Linked DNA regions of Mus musculus: all the other regions are linked to region 3. A link is a loop called in an ENCODE intact Hi-C map of the cell type or tissue named here. Cell type or tissue: gastrocnemius. All regions are shown on one strand. Region 1 overlaps Actn2 (actinin alpha 2). Region 2 has its middle 9.3 kb from the start of Heatr1. Region 3 overlaps Mtr (5-methyltetrahydrofolate-homocysteine methyltransferase). Region 4 holds the start of Heatr1 (HEAT repeat containing 1).

The links. A loop is a pair of places that touch in the nucleus more often than their neighbours do. Peaks named below come from ENCODE experiments on the same cell type or tissue, not always from the same donor. Only the 100,000 strongest peaks of a DNase experiment are listed, where the experiment ranks them.
Region 1: it touches region 3 in a loop (9-fold over the local background); 10 of 42 quality-filtered maps call a loop at or near these places.
Region 2: a loop joins it to region 3, with 7 times the contacts of the local background. A loop is called at or near these places in 33 of 42 quality-filtered maps.
Region 4: it touches region 3 in a loop (2.7-fold over the local background); 33 of 42 quality-filtered maps call a loop at or near these places.

What each region holds. Positions count from the first base shown.
Region 1 is chr13:12,270,405-12,275,404 of GRCm38, reverse strand. Actn2 (actinin alpha 2) reads left to right here. Exons shown (of 21, transcript NM_033268.4): 18 at 181-327; 19 at 2,641-2,706; 20 at 4,469-4,627. Among named protein-coding and RNA genes, the nearest start is that of Mtr, 15 kb to the right of the region's middle. In gastrocnemius, a CTCF peak has its summit at 2,261; no DNase peak of the experiment used is centred here; H3K27ac peaks cover 1,351 bases.
Region 2 is chr13:12,383,581-12,388,580 of GRCm38, reverse strand. No RefSeq gene overlaps it. Among named protein-coding and RNA genes, the nearest start is that of Heatr1, 9.3 kb to the left of the region's middle. In gastrocnemius, a CTCF peak has its summit at 2,076 (motif pointing right); a DNase peak (open chromatin) is centred at 2,647.
Region 3 is chr13:12,208,372-12,213,371 of GRCm38, reverse strand. Mtr (5-methyltetrahydrofolate-homocysteine methyltransferase) reads left to right here. Exons shown (of 33, transcript NM_001081128.3): 21 at 594-701; 22 at 884-984. Among named protein-coding and RNA genes, the nearest start is that of Gm10336, 24 kb to the right of the region's middle. In gastrocnemius, no CTCF peak of the experiment used is centred here; a DNase peak (open chromatin) is centred at 2,866; H3K27ac peaks cover 1,053 bases.
Region 4 is chr13:12,392,582-12,397,581 of GRCm38, reverse strand. Heatr1 (HEAT repeat containing 1) reads right to left here and starts at 2,207. Exons shown (of 45, transcript NM_144835.4): 1 at 2,112-2,207; 2 at 1,669-1,842; 3 at 944-1,160. The coding sequence starts at 1,810. In gastrocnemius, no CTCF peak of the experiment used is centred here; DNase peaks (open chromatin) are centred at 1,753 and 2,368; H3K4me3 peaks cover 2,233 bases; H3K27ac peaks cover 1,634 bases.

The sequences.
Region 1 (5,000 bases), 62 kb before region 3:
AATTTCCCTGTGATCGCTGCACAGGGACTCCCCGCACTGATGCTGCTGCTGCTGCTGCTGCTGCTGCTGCTGACAAATAGAATGAGCGTAGCAAACCTATACCAAGCCCTGCGTATTTCCTGCTCATGATGCACTAAAACCTCCTTGACCTAGTTGACGGCTGGTTCTTCTCCTTGGTAGCATATCCGTGTCGGATGGGAGTTGCTGCTGACAACTATCGCCAGAACCATCAATGAGGTGGAGACCCAGATCCTGACAAGAGATGCCAAGGGCATCACCCAGGAGCAGATGAATGAGTTCAGAGCCTCCTTCAACCACTTTGACAGGGTACTGCTCTCTCTCTAGTTGCGTGAAAGGCAGTTATATCTGGAAAAGCATGCGTACTGTTGCTCAGAGTGCTTTAAGTCACATGTGTACCAGGCTGGCTTTGAGGTCTTTCAGTAACTGAGGGTGACCTTGAGCTCCTGTCCCTCTGCCCCCACTTCCAAGCGATGGGATGGTGGCAGGTGCTTGGCGTCATGCCCAGCTGCTCACTTTAGGTCTCCCTGCTCCACAAAGTTCACAAGGAAACTGGTTGAATGATCCCAAGGGAACTAGCGATCAAACAAGCACTGGTCATGTCACCATGTCACCGTCAAGTGACCTTACATCAAGGCTTTTGCTTTGTTTCCTGGAGTTGGGGATTTAGCTCAGTGGTAGAGTGCATGCCTATCAAAACACAAGGCCCTGGGTTAGGGCCTTAGCAAGGGGGTCGGGAGAAGACAAAAATCTGCAAAAAGAAACAAAGGAACAGAAACAATGTAACTTGCTTTGTTCCTTGTAGATCCTTTAACTAGGACTCTAGTTAATAGCAACAGCTTGGCTGTCTTTAGTGAAAGCACCTGCTTGGTGGTGAAGAGGGCTGGCTGTTCTTGCAGAGGACGTGGGTTCAGCTCCTGACACCCAGTCAGAGGCTCACAATCCCTGTAACTCAGGCTTCTGACCTTCACCGCCCCGTGCATACACCTGGTACACACATGTTCACCCAGGCGTACAAACATAAACATTAAGTAAATAAGTAAACCTGAAACATTCTTAAATGTAGAGAAGGTTTATTTACATTAAGCACTGGAAACAAAGTTCTCCTGGGGTCTGTTGTGGTGAGATCAGATATTTAGATTACTCCCATGTTCTCACTGTACAGCAAGACGGGGCTGGGTGTGCATGCAGGGAGCAGAAACAGGAAGAGCTCTGTGGGTTTGAGGCCAGCCTGGTCTACATAGCAAGTTCAGGCAGGAAGGTGCATAGTGAAAAACCCTGTCTTAAGAAAAGAAAAAGAGACAACGCAGATAGGATGGCAGGGTCATGGAGGGCGTGGATGGAGAGATCCCTCCATGGACCTCTGGGCCGTTGACTATCACAGAGCACAGGTATGGCCAGAGCTGTGTTTCTGAGAAGCTCACTAAGATGAGGGTGGGGGCAGAAGCCAGATGTGGCTGCTGGAGAAAGGAAGGAAGGGGTCTGGAAGGAACTGGGTTCAGGGACAGGAGTGGTGAGACTGAGGGCTTCGTGGGAGGGAGACTGATGAGCGGCAAGGTTATTCCAGCCTCCAAGGGCAAGAGAGGAGGAGTGCTCGTGCGCCATCGCCATCACCATTGCAGGAAAGCTGGCCCTCCTGCCTGGGCAGTGGGAGGCCCGCTTAGTGAAACCAGGCAGTCTGCACATAGTGATCTTCTCCAGCGAGCGGCCATCTGAGAGGAAGAGAGGAGACCTACAGGGCTACTGCTCCAAAGCAGGTGCAAGAGCCAGAGCAGGGGACCAGGGGAGTGCACAGGGGAGCCAAAAGGCAGGATGCAGGGCTGCAGAGTGGCTGACATGGCGAGGGCCAGGCCCTCAGGCCTGAGAGCCAACACTCAGGTTCCATTCACAGAAGACAGAACTTCTACCATTGGCTTTCTAAACAGGTCATTTCCTGAGTGAACAAAATCAACTGAATTGTCAGTAAAGACCTATTGGTGTTTAAATGTTAGCTGTCTCTCTTACAACTCTGAGACATGTACATAGGAACCCTTTTCATCCCAACCAGATTTTTGCATCGGATACCCTGCTTTTACAGAGCTGAGAACACTCTGGAGAGCTTGTCATACAGATGAAGCCATTACATCTGGCCCTGGGTTCCATTCCCAGCGCTTCATCTGGGCAGTAGTTTCCCAGACTGGTTGAGCCATGAGTTTCTCCATTCAGCTCTAGAAATGCTTGCAATATGTGCTGTTATCAATAGGTGGCAGTAGTGAGCTCCTCACTGGCTCCCTTTGCTGCCTTTAGTGTGGGTTCTCTTTTCAGTATTAGTCTTTATTACACCTGCCTCCTTTTCCTTTCCTTCCTTTTATTTTATTTTGCAGTGATGAGGATCAAGCCTAGGACCTCGTGTGTGTTAGGCAATGCTCTCCCACTGAGTGACAGCCCAGTCACCTCTTCTCTGTTAAAGGGATTATTTTATAATATCCTTGTACTGTGGCTTTGTCCTTCTGTAAGTCAGAGGTGACCTCTAATCTTAGCTGGTCACTCTTTCTCTACCACCTTGCTTACTGGGCACTGGGTCAGGCAGAGCTGTTCATCTGGTCCCTAACTGCCTTCTCTCTGTTCTTTGCGTTTGCACAGAGGAAGAACGGCCTGATGGATCATGAGGATTTCAGAGCCTGCCTCATTTCCATGGGCTATGACTTGGTAAGACACAGCCGAACTTCTGCAAAGGTCTGGTACCATACCAAGCCTCGAGTGTGGGGAATCTAGATGTGACACTTTCCTAATTGGTTCATTTTCCTATCACAGGGCAATGCTTTTTGAAAATCTGCTTATTACTATATAAAAATAATGCTACAGGGTTAAAAATGTATTTTATTCAGTACCTGGTAAGGTTTCCTTATGGTGAAAACATTAAGGACATGGGATCTCCTGGTGGTTTTTAGAAGCTGCATTGACATAGCTCACGTATTTCAGTGAAACAACTTAAAATGTTCACGTCAATGACATCTAGTTGCCTGCGTTTTAAAGTGTGTTTTCCCTTGTTATTTTAAAGGATAGAAGAGAGATTTTAATGGCTGGGGATGATAGTGCAAGATTTTAATCTCACCTCTTGGGAGGCAAAGACAGGCAGATCTTTATGAGTTCCAGGACAGCCAGAGCTATATTGGGAAGTCTCTGTTTCAAAAATACAATCAAGAGGGAAGGAGAGAGGGATTGGGGAGGGGGGAAGGGGGAGGGAGGGAGGGGGGAGGTGAGGGAGGAGGAGGGAGGGGAAGAGAGGAGAGGGAGGGAGAGGGGGGGAGGAAAGGGAGGGAGGGGGAAGGGAAGGGAGGGGAGGGGGAAGGGAGAACAGGGAGAGGAGAGGGAGGGGGGAGGGAGGGGAAGGAGGAGAGGGGGAAGGGAAGGAGGGGAGGGGGAAGGGAGGGAAGGGAGAGGAGGGGAGGGGGAAGGGAAGGAGGGGAGGGAGGGTAAGGGAGGGAGGGAGGGAGGACAGATTATAGAAATGTACTGCATTACCCTTTGATGATTACATATTTATCTATTTTCGAAACTATCTTGTTAGATAGCCCAGGGTGGCCTTGAACTTACTGAGATCCTCCTGCCTCTGCCTCTAACCTGAGGCTTAGAGTCCTAGCAGTGTAAGAATAAATCAAATATATAAATTCATAGAACAAGCCAGAATAGCAGGTGACATATTCCTGTAGTCCCAACACTCAGGGTATCTTGAGTGGCCCAGCTGGGAACTCACTGTGTACTCCAGGCTAGCCTCAAACGTGCCATCCTGTCTGTTCAACTTCCTAAATACTAGAACTACAGGTTTGCACCTTGCTTATATATAAAGCACTGGGCTTTTTTTTTCTTAAAGCTTTTTTTGTTTGTTTGTTTGTTTTTCAGTACTGGGGATGTACTAGTCAATTGCTTTAATACTGAGCTGTACTCCCAGTCTTTTTTTTTTTTTTTTTTTTTTTTTTTTTTTTTTGGTTTTCCGAGACAGGGTTTCTCTGTGTAGCCCTGGCTGTCCTGGAACTCACTCTGTAGACCAGGCTGGCCTCGAACTCAGAAATCCGCCTGCCTCTGCCTCCCGAGTGCTGGGATTAAAGGCGTGTGCCACCACGCCCGGCGTACTCCCAGTCTTTATTGAGCATTTAAAATACAACTGCGTTGATTCCTCTGGTAATAAACTGAATAATGAGCACCATCTTACATAGCAATTCCACTTTCCAACTTTGGCTGAGTTACTCCTCCTAATTATGTAATTAGGACTGGCAACATGGGGTACACAAGGGACACACTTCTGATGGGCAGGGGCCTCTGGCTCGATGCTGCAACCACATTTAAAACTGCCGGAAATGGACCTGAGTCACCCACGTGAGGACGCCTTTGCAGAGAGTGAAGAGAACAGCATGGAGGATCCATGACGACGTCAAACCCTGACGCACACACTGTCTCTGTACCTCCTCAGGGTGAAGCTGAATTTGCCCGCATTATGACTTTGGTTGACCCCAACGGACAAGGCACGGTCACCTTCCAGTCCTTCATTGACTTCATGACTAGAGAGACCGCAGACACCGACACGGCAGAGCAGGTCATCGCCTCCTTCCGGATTCTGGCTTCTGATAAGGTCTGCTGGGACAGGTTTTCTTTTGTTTTAAAACTTTTAAAATGATCTTTGACTATCTGGGGACAGTACTTGCGCGTGGGCCTTGGTGTGTGTGGCGGTCAGAGACAGCCTCGGACATCAGTCTTGCCCTCATCTCGTTTGAGAAAATGGACCTTCTTGTTCCCTGCTGTATATGCAAGGCTTGCTTTTCTGCAAGATTTCAGGGATTCTCCTGTATCTGTCTCCCATTTCACAATAGGAATGCTGGGATTATAGTTGCGTACTGTTATGTCTGGGCTTTTAAAAAATGATTTGTCTCTGTGTGTGTGCGCGTGTTGTGCATACATGCATATGTGCTTGCGTGTGTGCGTGATCTGTCCTCTCATACCCCTAT
Region 2 (5,000 bases), 180 kb before region 3:
TGTCTACATGAGGTGTTCACTGCGGAGAACAACAAAAGAAGTCAAATACCGATTATGGTGACAAATTTTTCATAAAATTATTTAAGTAAACATGAAGTTTTAGTCCTTGATAAATATTCTCTTAGGAAATATATCGCAATGATAAATTAGTTTTGTTATTTAATATTGAGACATATGAATTATTTAATATGGCTAAATATTTTTTAACTGCCATATTCTGTTGTTGAGAATTTTACACTAATGTCTGAGTACATTCATAACCATAAGCTGAAAATACATAAGGAAATTGGAAACTGGATGTTTGGGACTTTTTAATAATTTAAAAAATATTTAATTATTAATAATTTATTTAATTAAATAATTCTGACTATGCCTGAATCTGTTATGAAAGGAAGGGTGACTAGTCCCCCAGTCCTTTCTTCTCACTAAGAGCTTCTTATTAAGGGCCTCCCTGAAGCCTGACGCCATGACTGGAAAAGCACTACCCTAGGAACATCTAGCCTGTCTTCTAATTGTGAGGACACAGGAGAAGAGCTGTTTCCAAAACCCTGAAACACATACCCAGTTATTTTTAAACTTTTATTTATGTATATGTGTGTGACTGCATGTGTGTTCATCTGTGTGTATGTGTGTGTATGTATGTTGATTTTTTTGGTTTGATTTATTATTGCTTTTTTGTTTTGTTTTGCTTTGCTTTGTTTTGTTTTGTTTTTTGTTTTCAAGATAGGGTTTCTCTATGTATTCCTGGATGTCCTGGAACTCACTCTGTATACCAGGCTGGCCTCGAGCTCAGAAGTCCACCTGCCTCTGCCTCCCAAGTGCTGGGATTAAAGGCGTGTGCCACCACCACCCAGCATGTATGTATGTATATGTGTGTATGTTTGTGAGTGTGTGTGTGTGTGTGTGTGTGTGTGTGTGTGTGTGTGTGTGTGTGTGAGTGAGTATATGTTTGTAGGGGGAAATTATATGTGTGTGTCTGGGGGTGGGTGGGTGTATGTCTGTATGTCTGTATGGGTGTATGTGTGGGTGTGGATGTGTGAACACTCTCTCGACAGTGTTTGCAAGTGCCAAGGACACAGAAGGAAGGCTGTCAGGCTTGGCCTCCGACACTTGATTACCCACCCAAGTTTATCTTTTGTTGAAAAAAGAAATGGGATTAGCTGGACACAGTGACACTTGCCAGTAATCCCAGCATCTTGAAGGTGGAGGCAGGGGGTCAGGAATTCAAGAACTTCATCATCTACACAGAATGTTCAAAGCCGTCCTGGGGTGCACGAGACTGGATTTATTAGCAAGACAGGGTTTCTCTATATAACCTTGGTTGTCACAGAGATCTGCCTGTCTCTACCTCCCCTCCAGAGTGCTGGGATTGAAGGCCACCACTGCCCATCGAGACTGTTGTTAAAAAGAAATGAAAGGGAGAGAAATGGAAGGGAAAGGAGAGGAGGGAACATGAAGGAAGGGAAGGGGTGAGGGAAGGAAAAGAGATGGAAGAGGGGAGGGGAGGGGGGAAAGAGAAGAATGAGGGAGGGGAGGGGAGGACAGACGGGGGAAAGGAGGTACGGATGTCATCAGCAAAATAAACTCAAAATGCAACGTCTACATCTGGCCACATACTCGAAAGCACTTTGAAAAGTGCTTGAAAACGGGGGAAAAAAAATACAGTGGTTCATATATCAACAAAATATCATGGTCTTAGAAGCAGTGGTTTAAACAAGATCTTAGCAATGAAGCCCAGGGATATCATTTTAATAGCTCTGATCGCTTGTTGCTGTGTGAATTTCTGAACATCAATAAAAAGAATTGAATGGAAAAGCCAAAACAAATCCTTTCTCAACTTTAGGAATATTTAACAAAACAACCCCCCCTGTCTTATGTAGCCCAGGCTGGCCTTGAGTTTTTGATCTTCCTGCCCCAATTTCTAGAGTTCTGGGATTAAAGGCATTTTCAACACACCCACATAATATTTTACTTTTAAAATAAATATTTTAAGTTTTGAGTTTGTTGTTTGTTTTTCAAGAAAAGGATTTGGAAATACACAATTGACAAGAAGCACCTGTTATACTTCTGAAGACCAGCAGGTGACACTAAAGTACCTCTCCCTGGTCTTCCATGTGGAACATAGAATTAGAAATGTATATACTGTTGCCTAAATACTGATTCATTAACCCTGAACATGTTGTAAAAATTTTCTAAAACAATGTTCAAATGCCATTTAGAGAGATACAGGATTTAAAAAATGTTTAGTGGTTCTCAGCTGTTGAGAAGCATTCAGTGATCTGCTTATAAACTCATTAAATTAGCGGTATGGGTAGCCCAAGTCTCTTCTCTTCTCTCTGCCTCATGCTACGCTTATTTTGTTGAATATTTGCCACTTCCGATATTGAAAACTGACATAGATTTTAGGACTAGAATCTACAGATAATAAATGGTTTATTTTATCTGTATTGCATATCTTTAAAAGTTGAGTACAGGTCTGAGGAGATGGTTTGGTAGGTAAAAAATGCTTACTGTGTATATAAGAGGACTTGAGTCTAAATTCCCAGGACCCATGTGGAAAAAAAAAAAAAGCTGTGTATGGTCTTTCAAGCCTGTAACCCAGGACAGAGTCAGTGTAGACAGGAGAATCACTGGGGCTTGCTGGCTGCCAGCCTAGCTCCAGATTCAGTGAGAGACCCTGTCTCAAGGGAATAAGGCAGAATGACATAGCAGGACACTGGATCTCCTCTCTGGCCTACACACACACACACACACTCACACATATACACACAAACATATACACTCACACATACATACACACTCACACACAAACACACAAATACACACATGCATATACACTCGCACATACACAATACATACACACATATACACACATACATATACACTCACACAAACACACATATACTCACACACACATACACACATATACACTCACACATACATGCACACATACACTCACACACACTCATACACACACATACACACATATATACAAACTCACATATACACAGTCACATACACACACATATACACTCACACATACATACACACAATATACTCACACTCATACACACACACATACACTCTCGAATACACACAAACACACATAACAGGTGTGAAAGATATGCATCTTTGTACATATCATGTGCATACTAAACTAGAAAGTGTTTAAGTAGCTTGACAGTGGTGGTACACACCCTTAATCCCAGTACTAGGGAAGCAAAGGCGGACAGATCTCTGTGAATTCCAGGCCAACCTGGATTCTGAGTGAATTCCAAGACAGCCAGGGCTACACAGAGAAACCCTGTCTCAAAAAAGCAGAAAAAGAAAAAAGAAAATGTTAAAGAAATAAAGTATATAAGTGATATTTATTATTTACTATTTAATAATATTACTGAAAGTAATATTCCTTGTTCCTGACAAAGACATTTTAAGACAATATCAATAATGTTTTAGGCATTACCACCCTTTAGGAAACAATTTGGAAACATGTGTCTGGAACTTGATATATGTGCATTCCAGTTAATGCACTCATTCTATTTCTGGAAGTCTTTAACAAGCTGACATTCCAGAGCCAGGAACAGACCATTATCATCCTATTGTGTGGGATGGCAGACTTTTTTTTCTTTTTTAATTATAGGGGTTGAAGAGAGGGCTCAGTGGTTAAGAGCACTAGCTACTTTTTCACAGAATCTGGGTTTGTTTCCCAGAAGCCACATAGCAGCTCACAACCTTCTGTAACTCTAGTTCCAGGGGAATCCAACACAGGGGATCTTATGGCCTTTGTAGGCTCCCGGCATACAAGTGGTACACACACACACACACACACACACACACACACACACACACACGCACCACAAAGACAAAATGCTCATACACATAAAATAAAAACCTACAGTTATATATTGTTAAGTATAAATATAGGTAATAGAAATACATATTTCTTTTCTTTTTTTGGATGGGGGCAAAGCTTTACTATGTAGCCCTGACTGTTCTAGAACTCACTATGTAGGCAAGGCTGGCCTTGAACTCACAGAGAACCACCAGCCTCTGCTTCCCCAAGTGCTGAGATTAATGGTATGTACCACCATACCATGTGTGTGTGTGTTTCAAAAACTGTAGTTTGATAACTTTAAACAAAAGCAATTAAAGGTATTTTTCTTCCTTTTTTTTTTTTTTTTTTGAGACAGGGTTTCTCTGTGTAGCCCTGGCTGTCCTGGAACTCACTTTGTAGACCAGGCTGGCCTCGAACTCAGAATTCTGCCTGCCTCTGCCTCCGGAGTGCTGGGATTAAAGGCGTGTGCCACCACGCCTTTAGGTATTTTTCTAAGTTATCCAAGCATATCAATAACTTTTTGTATATTGTGTCATTTTCTGTTGTAAATCAACCTCTAAGATTTTAAAGCTTAATATGCACTGTTAAGTTTTTCCCCTTAAACAACTACATGTAAGAAACTTACTAGAGACAACATACCAGCACTTCAATAGAGCATTTTTCTTCTCACGATATGTGAATGGCATGTCTTTCTGAGGAGAACAGTTGCATCCTTTGAAGAAGGCTCTTAGTGCTGGGGGTCAGTTTTCTACGGATAAGGAGCCAGGGAGCGGATGGCATCCTGCTAAAGACAGGATGGGAAACACCACAGTAACAGAGTGCTTGCCTAACATGTGCAAAGCTATGGGTTTAGGTGTGCTTGTGTGCATGCATGCATGCATGCATACATGTGTGTGCACATGTTAAACATTGGGAAATCTTACATTCAGTATCTCAGAGAAGCTTCCTGAAAAAAGAAAAAAAAACAGTATTGTACAGGCAAAATTGTTAAGCTTGTTTTGTTATTTATTTTGTGTGCATGGGTGTTTAGCCTGTGTGCATATCATGTGAGGTACCTGGTGGCTTCAGAGGCCAGAGGAGGTCATTAGATTCCCTGGTTTGGAGTTATAGAGTAAGCCACCACGTGGGTGCTGGGAATTGAACCGGGGTCCTCTGGAAGAGCAAT
Region 3 (5,000 bases):
CTTGTTGAGCATCTGGGCTAGGGGCTCTGAAGTAAACCACTAAAAGGCCTCTTTGTAAAGAACAGTTTTTTTTTTTGTTTTTGTTTTTGTTTTCTCGAGACAGGGTTTCTCTGTGTAGCCCTGGCTGACCTGGAACTCACTTTGTAGACCAGGCTGGCCTCGAACTCAGAAATCCGCCTGCCTCTGCCTCCCGAGTGCTGGGATTAAAGGCGTGCGCAACCACGCCCGGCTGTAAAGCACAGTTTTCAGTGAGTTAAAAATCCTCAGAATTTATAGAATGCCGGGATGAATTGTATTGAAGTATGAAACTTAGAAGATGAATAGAATTCAGAGATGGTAAAAGGATGTTAGGCAGAAAAAACAACAATCTACCAAGCAGAAATTCAGAAACAGAAATTATAACCTTTGGTTTCTGTTTGGTTTTCCTCTGCTGCTGTCATTTATTGTCACTCCCTACCTTATCCTTATCCTGCTCACTCTAGAAATCTGGGAAGGTCAAATCAGACATTCTTAAGTTGTCCTGAAGCTTCATGGGTCAGCATCGGCAGCCATGTGATAGTTTGCTAATGATGCCCAACTCTGCTTTTTCCCAGGTTATAAAGTCAGCCCGTGTCATGAAGAAGGCTGTTGGCCACCTTATCCCTTTCATGGAAAAAGAAAGAGAAGAAGCCAGATTGATTAATGGTTCGGTTGAAGAAGAGGCAAGTCATTTAGTCCAGGCCTGGAAAGCTTGTTTTTCTGAGGTTGGGAACCTCATCAGTAAAGCGTTGATGTAAGGCGTCACCAGGGACGACCGTCTGGGTCTCAGGAGCCACCCAGGCGCTGGCCGGGGAAATTCCCTGGTGACCCCTTATGTATGCTCACTGCTTGCCTCACGTTGCAGGACCCTTACCAAGGCACCATTGTGCTGGCCACTGTTAAAGGGGACGTGCATGACATCGGCAAGAACATAGTTGGCGTGGTGCTGGCCTGTAACAATTTCAGGTAAGCGGGGATCGGCTTCTTCCAGTTCCTTCATGGCCTTTTACTGGCTGAAAGGGCTGGGGTAAGGGATGCCCATGGATGAAGTGGGTTTTGGTGTTTTGTTTTGTTTTGTTTTGTTTTGTTTTGTTTTGTTTTTAGGTTCATAATTATGTGTCTCTTACGTATGTGTTAAAGGACATAGAGAATGGGAAGTAATCTCTAGGGGTCAGGCAGCCAGGAGCCTTCTTGAGAATCTGTGGTGGACATAGTCTCTAAGGCTCCTCCGGCTTCTCATGGCTCACATGTACCCTTTCCCACCCAACGAACTGCTGGGGTCTAGACTGGGTTCTTAGGGGAGTTGGTACCATGGACTCTGTAGGAAAGCTTTGTCGTCGCTAGTCTCGCTGCTGTGTCTCTTGGTGATTGTACTAGGGTTCTCTGAGCGGCAGAACTGGCAGAGCTAATGTATGTGTAGTAGTGGGTTTATTCGCGAGGCTAACAGGCTGTGGTGCAAGTAGTGCAGCAGTGATTTCCTGACAGGAAGGCCAGGATCCAGGAGTCAGTGAGTGAGACTGGATGTAAGGAAGGTCTTTAGGACGGTCCAGCCAGGTCACAGCCCACTGTGGAATCCTAAAGAAGTAGAGCGAGGGAACGTTTACAGACAGCAAACGCTTCCTTCTTCTGTGTCCTTCTGTGTGGGCTGCCACTAAGAAAGGGTGGCCAGATTGACCTCAGGTGATCTAGCCAATAAGAATCTCTCACAACCATTCCCAGCTACTTGGGTTTAGACACGTCCAAGTGTAGTCAAGTTGACAACCACGGTTAGCCATCACAGTGATGTTAAAGTAGCAGTTGGAATGATATATGCAGGTATAACCCCCTTTTGATAACTCAACAAAAGAATAAATATTCGTAACAAAGTTATTTCCAGATAAGCTAATGGCTTATATTAAGTTTACAGTTTCCCTGATTCACAATATGTTTCAATGAAAAAGCCACTAAAGCCTGCCCTGGTCCCAGTGTCCTGTCAGCAGTCCTTTGGAGTCATGACTGCTTTCCACTGTGCCTTCTCTCTCTCTGGCAGAGGAGCCCACTGGTGCTCTGGCTCTCATGTTCTGTCTGCTGCTGCCAGCCAGCAGTGAGCCTTCTCAGCCTCTCTCCTCTCACCACTTGACCTGTCCCTGCCTGGAACGCTGGTTGATTCCACTCAGGAATGCAGAGCTGGTTGTACCCAGAGGGCAGCTTTTCCCACGGCCAGTCTTCTACCTTTCCTTCCAGCCTTTGTCTTGAAGGCAGCTTTCTTTCCTAGCCTTGACAATCAGGGCTGCAGTTCCCTCCACCTACTTACTTTACTATTCGTTAGAGTGAAATACCAGCCTCTGTTCTTTGGGGGTCACTTACTTGCCAATATTATTTTGACCTGCATCAACTTTAAATGTACTGACTCATTAATATTCAGATTTTCCATTGAGAAGTAAGTTAGAATATTAAGACTGATTTTTGATCAGATAATTGCATGACAGTTGATTTTAGATATACTGTCTCAACTATGAAAAGACAGTTATGTACTTTCCCCATTTAACACGAGTTATATAAGAAAATTCGCCTATCAGATTTCCAGGAATTAATGTAAAAATGGGCTAGATGTGATGGCTCATGTATTTAACCCCATAGGTTTAAACCCCACTTAGTGCAGATGTGGGTAGATTAACATAGTAAGTTCCAGGCCAGCCTGGGCAAGCAACGAGCAGAAGCTTCCTTCTTTCGTGTCCTTTCCTGTAGGCTGCCACCAGAAAGTATGGCCCAGATTTAGGATGGGGTGGAGGGAGAAAAAGGGGGAGCAACAGTAATAGGCCCTGTGAGTACTACTCAACCTCAAGTGGAAGAAGGGGAAAAAAAAAAAAAAGACTCACAGCTGGGTGCTGGGCTAGTAGGATGCTGCCATCTAGTGGTAGGATATGTGAATTGCAGGGACAGCAGTCTGGAAGAGATAGCATTTGTACCCTTCCTTTTCCTTTTCCTGTCTCCACCTCTTTCTCCTATTTTTAGTTAACAAGGAATATATATTCCTAAGTTACATGTTTATAAAGCGTATTATGACATCGAAACACATGTGTACAACGTATACTGATCGAGCATTGTCGCCTTATGTATCCTTACTGAAGTGGGGGACTCACTGTTCTGGTTCTTCATAATGCACACTAGGTTGTGCACAGAGGCACCTGCCCCGCTGTGGAGCGTGAGAGCGTTTCTCCTGCATCCAGCTTTTTATTCCCCTCCTCCTCCTCACCCTGTTTACCTCTGTTAATTACTATTCAACTTTCTCATACTTCAGGGTCAACTTTCTTCACTTGAGAGAAAGATTGTATTTCTGTGTCTGGATTGTTTTACTTAACATAATGACCACCAGCTCCATTTGTTTTCCTGCAAATGAGAGAGTTCATTCTTTCTATGGCCAAGTAGTATTTTATTCCATGTGACTATGTATTTTCTTCACTTATTTATCCACTGATGGAGGCTTAAGTTACCCTGAGTATATGCACAATTTTACTTTTCTTTGTGATTTCTTCTGAAGAGGAAAATAACTAGTTTTGTCTCTTTATTTTCTAAATTCTTTGTAATCTAAAATAGTACTGGATACTATTAGTAACTCATGTTTTGTAACATTTTTTTCTGAGTTTGAATCAGATACAATGCATACCTAAAGCTCTCTTTTTCTCCCCCTTTCTTTTACACTTTTGAAACAGTGCGTATATGTGTTTTCATACGCGAGTGCTGTGGAAGTCAGGCGACAACTTGCTCAGGAGCTGGTTATGCCCACCATTCAAGTGCCAGGGATCCAACTCAGGATGTCAGGCTAGGTGGCAAATACCTTTCCCCACAGAGCCATCTTAGCAGCTATTAGAGCTCTATTCTAAACGCTTAGGAAGCACATTGTAAGATTAACAACTTTCTTCCCCCCTCTTCACTTTTTTTTTTCCACATAGGGTCTTACTGTGTAGTCCAGGGTGGCCTTGAACTTGAGACATGGGGTATCCACCACTTACAGTGAGCAAGAGGTAGTGAAGGATGTGGTGAGTGGGAGGGCACAAGGAGACGTTAGAGAGATTGGGTGGTAGGGGGATGGACACTTGAGGATTTTCAGCCAGTCATAACCCTGAGCCGTCATGACTTAGGATCTGCCTTGGTTTCTCTTCCCTATAGCTAGCTGGTAATACTAATTTTTTTTTTTCCAAAATGTAGCTCCAGTGTCCCCTGAGATACTTCTAGTTGTTTGGTCTTAATGGTCTCTGTCGCACACTGTAAGTGCCTCAACTGTACCACTTGTCATGCAGGGCTCTAACTCCGAGCTTCTGTTTCTCAAGTATGCCATGACATTTATCTGTATGCCCTTGAAGATGCTGTGGGGCAGCCTTGGTGCTAGATTGGTACTCAAGACTGGAATTGTCTGCCTTTGTGAGGTCCTAAACTTACAATGTGTAGAAAATTATAAATATTTCAGTCACTTCCCAGCAAGGCTTGTTGAAAGAAAGCAGGTTAAGAAGTTGCAGGTTGCGGTTGCTTCCCAGCCCCCTTGCTCACTGTCCCCAGTCTGTCTCACTGGCCACTGCTTGTCACTCTTTTGGTTCCTTCTTTCCTGAGCATCCTCAAACACAGGAAGCCCTCCGGGCTCAGCCCCTGGGCATTTCTTCTGCCTAGAATGGTGCTTCTTAACCTTTCCTGTGCCTTCTCAGTGGGCATCTTGAGACTTACGTCTGCAGGAGGGAAGGTTTGATCTCAAGTCCTGCCTTTCTAGGGAGTTGTCTGGTAGCATTAGTGCTACAGGTACAGGAGTCCCCAGTTAGGCCCATCAACCATATAATCTGTGCAGTGTTTTGACTCTGTACAGTCTACCATTGGTAAGACCCCAGTGTCTTCATGTGGCTCTCTTTTCCTAGGCTTCAGACATAATGCTCATGTAAGTGTTTAAAGGGCCCCATTTATATTGAAATTGCAAACTAATATTTTGGAAATAGAATTAGTTGCCATCATCTTAA
Region 4 (5,000 bases), 180 kb before region 3:
TTTTTTATCACTTTAACATTTGCTGAATAAAGGTTACATGAAGAAGGGCTGTAGTGATGGCTCAGCCATCTACAGGATTTGTTGCTCTCGCAGAGGTCAGAGTTTGGTTCCTAGCACGTATAGTGCTTAGAGTACAAGGCCTGGTACATAAATGCTTAACGCGCACATCACTAATACCACGTGATTTGGGTTGATATTTTAAAAGACATTCTTTACACCTAGCGAGGTAAGAAGGAACTGTACGTTTTGCCCCCATGTTAACGGATCTGCAATGTGAAGCTGCATCAGCTCCTGAGTACTGATGCAGTTAAGGCTGGTCTGGTAGCACACACTTATAACCACACTACTGAGGACCTGGGAGGCAAAAAGAGGCAGATTTATAAATCTGAGGCAAACTGATCTACTTAGTAAGTTCCAGGCCAGACAGGCAAAAAAAAAAAAAAAGTAAGTCAAAACCCAGCTTGAGCCAGGTGTGGTATCGCCTCTAATCCCAGCACTTGGGAGGAAGAGGCAGGTGGATCTCTGGGTGTGAGGCAAGGGTGGTGTACACACTGAGTTCTAAGACAGCTGAGACTACACAGAGAAACTCTCTCTCCACAAACAAAACAAACAACAATAACAACAAACGAGAGCTCTATAATAAGACCTTATCCCCAAAACAAAACTAGCCAAAGACAATGACATACTTCTCAGACTTGGGGAAGAAGGTGGCAGATTTCTGTGAGTTTGAGGTCAACCAGAGATACACACTGAGACCATGTCTCAAAAAACAAACAAACAAACAAACAAACCCCCTAAACCCTAAACACACTAGACAGGAACTAATGGCACCCTATTCAAGAAGAGCATGTTCACTTGACATTCTAAACATCATGTTAACCTTTGAAATTTGTGAAAGCAATCTAGCTTACCAAGTGTTGGCAACTAATGAAGGTTTAGCTACCTGTGAATCAGCCATTCCAGACACTTCTGCGCTGGCTTGAGGAGGAAATAAGGAGACAAGTGAAGGAGGAACGATGAAATGTTTTCATCCAGCTGCTTGTTCACTGCTTTGGTCTGGACGCTGCGCTCCAAGCCTTTTGCCAGCTGGCTGAACAATGGCGCTTCAAACTGTTCAAAGGCAGGGTCAATCCCAAGAAGCTCCTCCAGGCCAGTGCATCCTAGGAGGAGAGTCACGTGTAACTTCTTTGTAGGCAAACCCAACAGATACTCTCCTGTTCTCCTCACCCCCAAGCTCATGAACTCTGTTACCATGTGTTAGACACTCTCAAACACTGGCTTTAGTTGTTAACATATAGGATAAATCTGACCCCCACTCACTAGGAGAAAAGAAAGTACTTCATGACAAGAACTCCACCCGAGCCCTTCTTTTTAGTCATTAAAACTACATCTAGTTCTGAAAGTCTCCTCTCACACCACAGTCATTGTCTCGGTTTCTTTACTTTTCTTCCTTTTTACATATTAGTTAGTTTGTGAAATTTCAGATACCATTATTTATAAATACATTCACACATCTAGCAGTATTGCTGTTTCCCACCCCCTTACCAAGAAAACAAGGTACTGCTCGGGAAGCGAACGGGGGGGGGGGCAAGAAAATACAGAACCTCCCCCCCCCCCAACTCCCCGATATCATGCTCTGGGAGCTTTGCTAAGTGAAAGGTGGCTCACCGATGGCAAAGGCGGTGTCCCTGTCGATTGTGGCCGCCTCCTTGGGGTCAAATAACAGAGAGGCAACTTCACGTCTCGATAGGAGGCTGGGATCAGTTTGAGGGAGGGCGAGTCGCTGGAGCTGCTGGGCTAAGGACGTCATCTTGCACGGAGGCGGATGTCTCAAAACACCGGCTAAGAACGAACAGCGTGAAAAGTTTTTAGGAAACGTCAGGCGCCTTAACAGATGGCAGGCCAGGGCTCATGCTCTGGCAATACAGCGCTCAGTCCTTTCGAGGACACAGAAACTTGCTTCCCCGACCCTCCAGGACCCACCACAGCAATTGCGTTAACTACGCCTCCGCAGCACCAGCTTTCCCCAGCTCTGCACCACGACCTCACGGCCCACCCGGCCACCCGTTCCAAGTCACGGCCGCGCCTAGCCGCACCGTGCTCCTCCTCACCCTGAACTCGGAATATCAGCAGGATTAGACAGCTAACAACTCCTCAGATCAGCTCCCACATGGTGCCGGCACTGTCCCGGAACTCTAAAGCACGCCTCATAGGAACTTCCGGCTTCTCACTACGGCAAGAGAAAAGGGACACCTTTGTAGAAAACGCAATACAACGGCCCCGCCTCCGTGACTCTAAGTTCCGCCTATTCAGGCCAGCCATTTAATTCCCCGCCTACTTTCCCCTCTAAGGGCCTGAACCTCAAAGCCCCACCCTCCGCTCGCTCATCCAGTTAAGCTCCGCCTTCCATCCGCACCTCTTTCCAAGACACCACATTTATTCCACGCCCCTCCTTTAAGCTCCACCCTCACGAAAATGTGCTAAGCCACGCCTACAGTACCTCCCCCTTCTTTCCAGAAAGCCACCTATAAGTCCCGCCCCTCCGCTCCTTGGTGCTACAGCTCGCTTCTCTAGGTACCCGACGCCTCGCTCAGTGTTGCTATGTGCCTTCAGGCTTAGGTCTGGGATTCTTTTTCCCCAACCGCCTTTGGGAGCTTTACGGGTGTGTAGCAGGAACCGGTCATTCACGAGATACTTATCCAGCCTGCGAGGGGCTGAAGCGCGGGAAGCCGCGTTTCTAATTCTAATGCTACCCGAGGAGGGCACAAACCTAACGTGAGTTGTAGTTCTCAGTGCAATCTGGTTGCTCTGTAAGTAGTAAACACTCGCTGAACGCAGTTACTGACAACCTTATCACCTTTGCCTTGTCTGCAGTCCTAGGGAGTGGTGTTTTTCTTATTCTGTTATTATTATTATTAGAAACATGACATTTTAATTTTTTTAAGTGAAAATAACTTTTTTCAAGATGGGAGGTGGCGGCTCACTTCTTTAATTCCAGCTCGAGGGAGGCAGAGGCAGTCAGATCTGAATTCGAGGCAAGCCTGATTTGTGGAGTGAGTTTCAGAATATCCAGAGCTGCACAGAGAAACCTTGTCTCAAAAACAAACAAAAAACAAAAACAAAAAATACACAAAACTTTTTTGTTTTCATATTCTGGTTACAGTTTCGTTCCACAACTCTTCCCAGATCCTCCAACACTTCCCCTTCCACCCAAATCCACACCGTTTTTTCTCTTTCTTATTTAGGGTACAAACATACGATGATGACGACGAAGGCGATAGGCAAAATAAAAACAAACATCAGAATAAGACAAAACAAAGAGAAGAAAAAAGTGCCAAAGAAAAAGCTCAAGAAACACATATAGAAAGAGACATACCTGCTTATACACACAGAAAGCTTATAAAAATGCAAAACCAGAAACGGAGATATATACGCAAAGGACCTATAAGGAGGGGAAAAGATGCCCTGACAAAGAATTATGAGGCAAAAAAGGTCCAAAAATGCTACAGAGTTAGTTCAAGTTAGCTCATCTTACATTGTCCATATGGTAATTGGGACCTAGCCTTAGGTTTGCACAGTGAGTTAGCTCCACTGTAGAAAACTGATTTGTGAGTGATTGTCAGTGGGAGATACCTCTGGGTTAGGGACAGGGGCTTGTGTCCTTCCTCTCTCAGTGCTGAAAGCCCATCTGCTCCAGACCTGTGGAAGCCCTGTGCGTGCGTGCTGCCACAGTCTCTTCTGCTGTGTTTGGAAGGTCTTGCTTTCCTGGTGTCTTCCATCCCCACTGGCTCTTTCTATCTTTTTGTCCTCCTCTCCTACCGTCCCCTTTGGCCTCCTTTTTGCCTTCCTGAGGGAGTGGGGGGGGGGATTAGATGGAAACATCATATTTACGACTGAGTATTTGAGGTCTCTCATTCTCTAGACATTACCCAGCTGTGGCTCTCTGTATTTGTTCTCTTCTGCTGCAGGAGGAAGTTTCTCTGGTAGCAGCTAAGCAAGAAATACTGATCTGAGTATAGCAGAATGTCTTTAAGAGCTGTGTGTGTGTGTGTGTGTGTGTGTGTGTGTGTGTGTGTGTGTGTGTGTGTGTGTGTATTTAAAAGTCTCATATATATACTATTGTCTAATATATATATTAGTTCCCTAGCCTATCTGGTCTCAGATTCTTGGCCACTAAGCAGTGTAAGGCATGGAATCCATCTCATGGACTGGCCCTTAAATCCAACCAGGTATTCATTGGTTACTCCTCAACTTTGCGCCATCATTGTACCAGCATAGCTTGCAGGCAGCTCACTGTTATCGATCAAAGGTTTGGTAGCTAGATTGGTCTTTACCTTTCTCTCTAGTAAGCATGCAGTGCACCTCCCAGGACCATTAACACTAGTCAGTAGGTGTGAAGGCTGTTTGTAGGCACCAGCTCGACTTCTCCACGTTCGATGAATTGTGTAGATGTTGTCTGCAGCAATATGGCCTTACAGTCAGTTTGTGGAGAGCAATCAACAGCTTTGGCAATAGCCTGGGTTGTCTGGAGATGCCTATGGGGCCCCTTTGGCTAACAACTTGATTCGATGTAACCCATTCCTGGGACTGGAGACTTCATTTGGTAACGAAAGACATCCAATTGGGGCTCCATTTTCCCATGATTTGGTAATTCCACTTGGATCACCTTCATATATGTCTATATTTTAGAAGTTTCCATACAACCCGTCAAATGGCCCTTAGTTTTAGCTGTCTCTCCCTGTATTTCCTCCCTCACCCCTTTCTTCTCTCTCTCTCTCTCTCTCTCTCTCTCTGATCCTCCTGTTGCAATCCCATCCCACCACATTCTTCCATAACTGTCTATTCTATTTCCCCTTCCTAGGGAGAGCCAACCTACCCTCCCCCAGCCCCTTACTTTATACCTAATCTCTATGTTTGTATAGATGGTAGTCTGCTTATTGAAAAATTAACAGTTAACATCCACATATAAGTGACTATTTACCATTTTTGTCTTTGGGGAT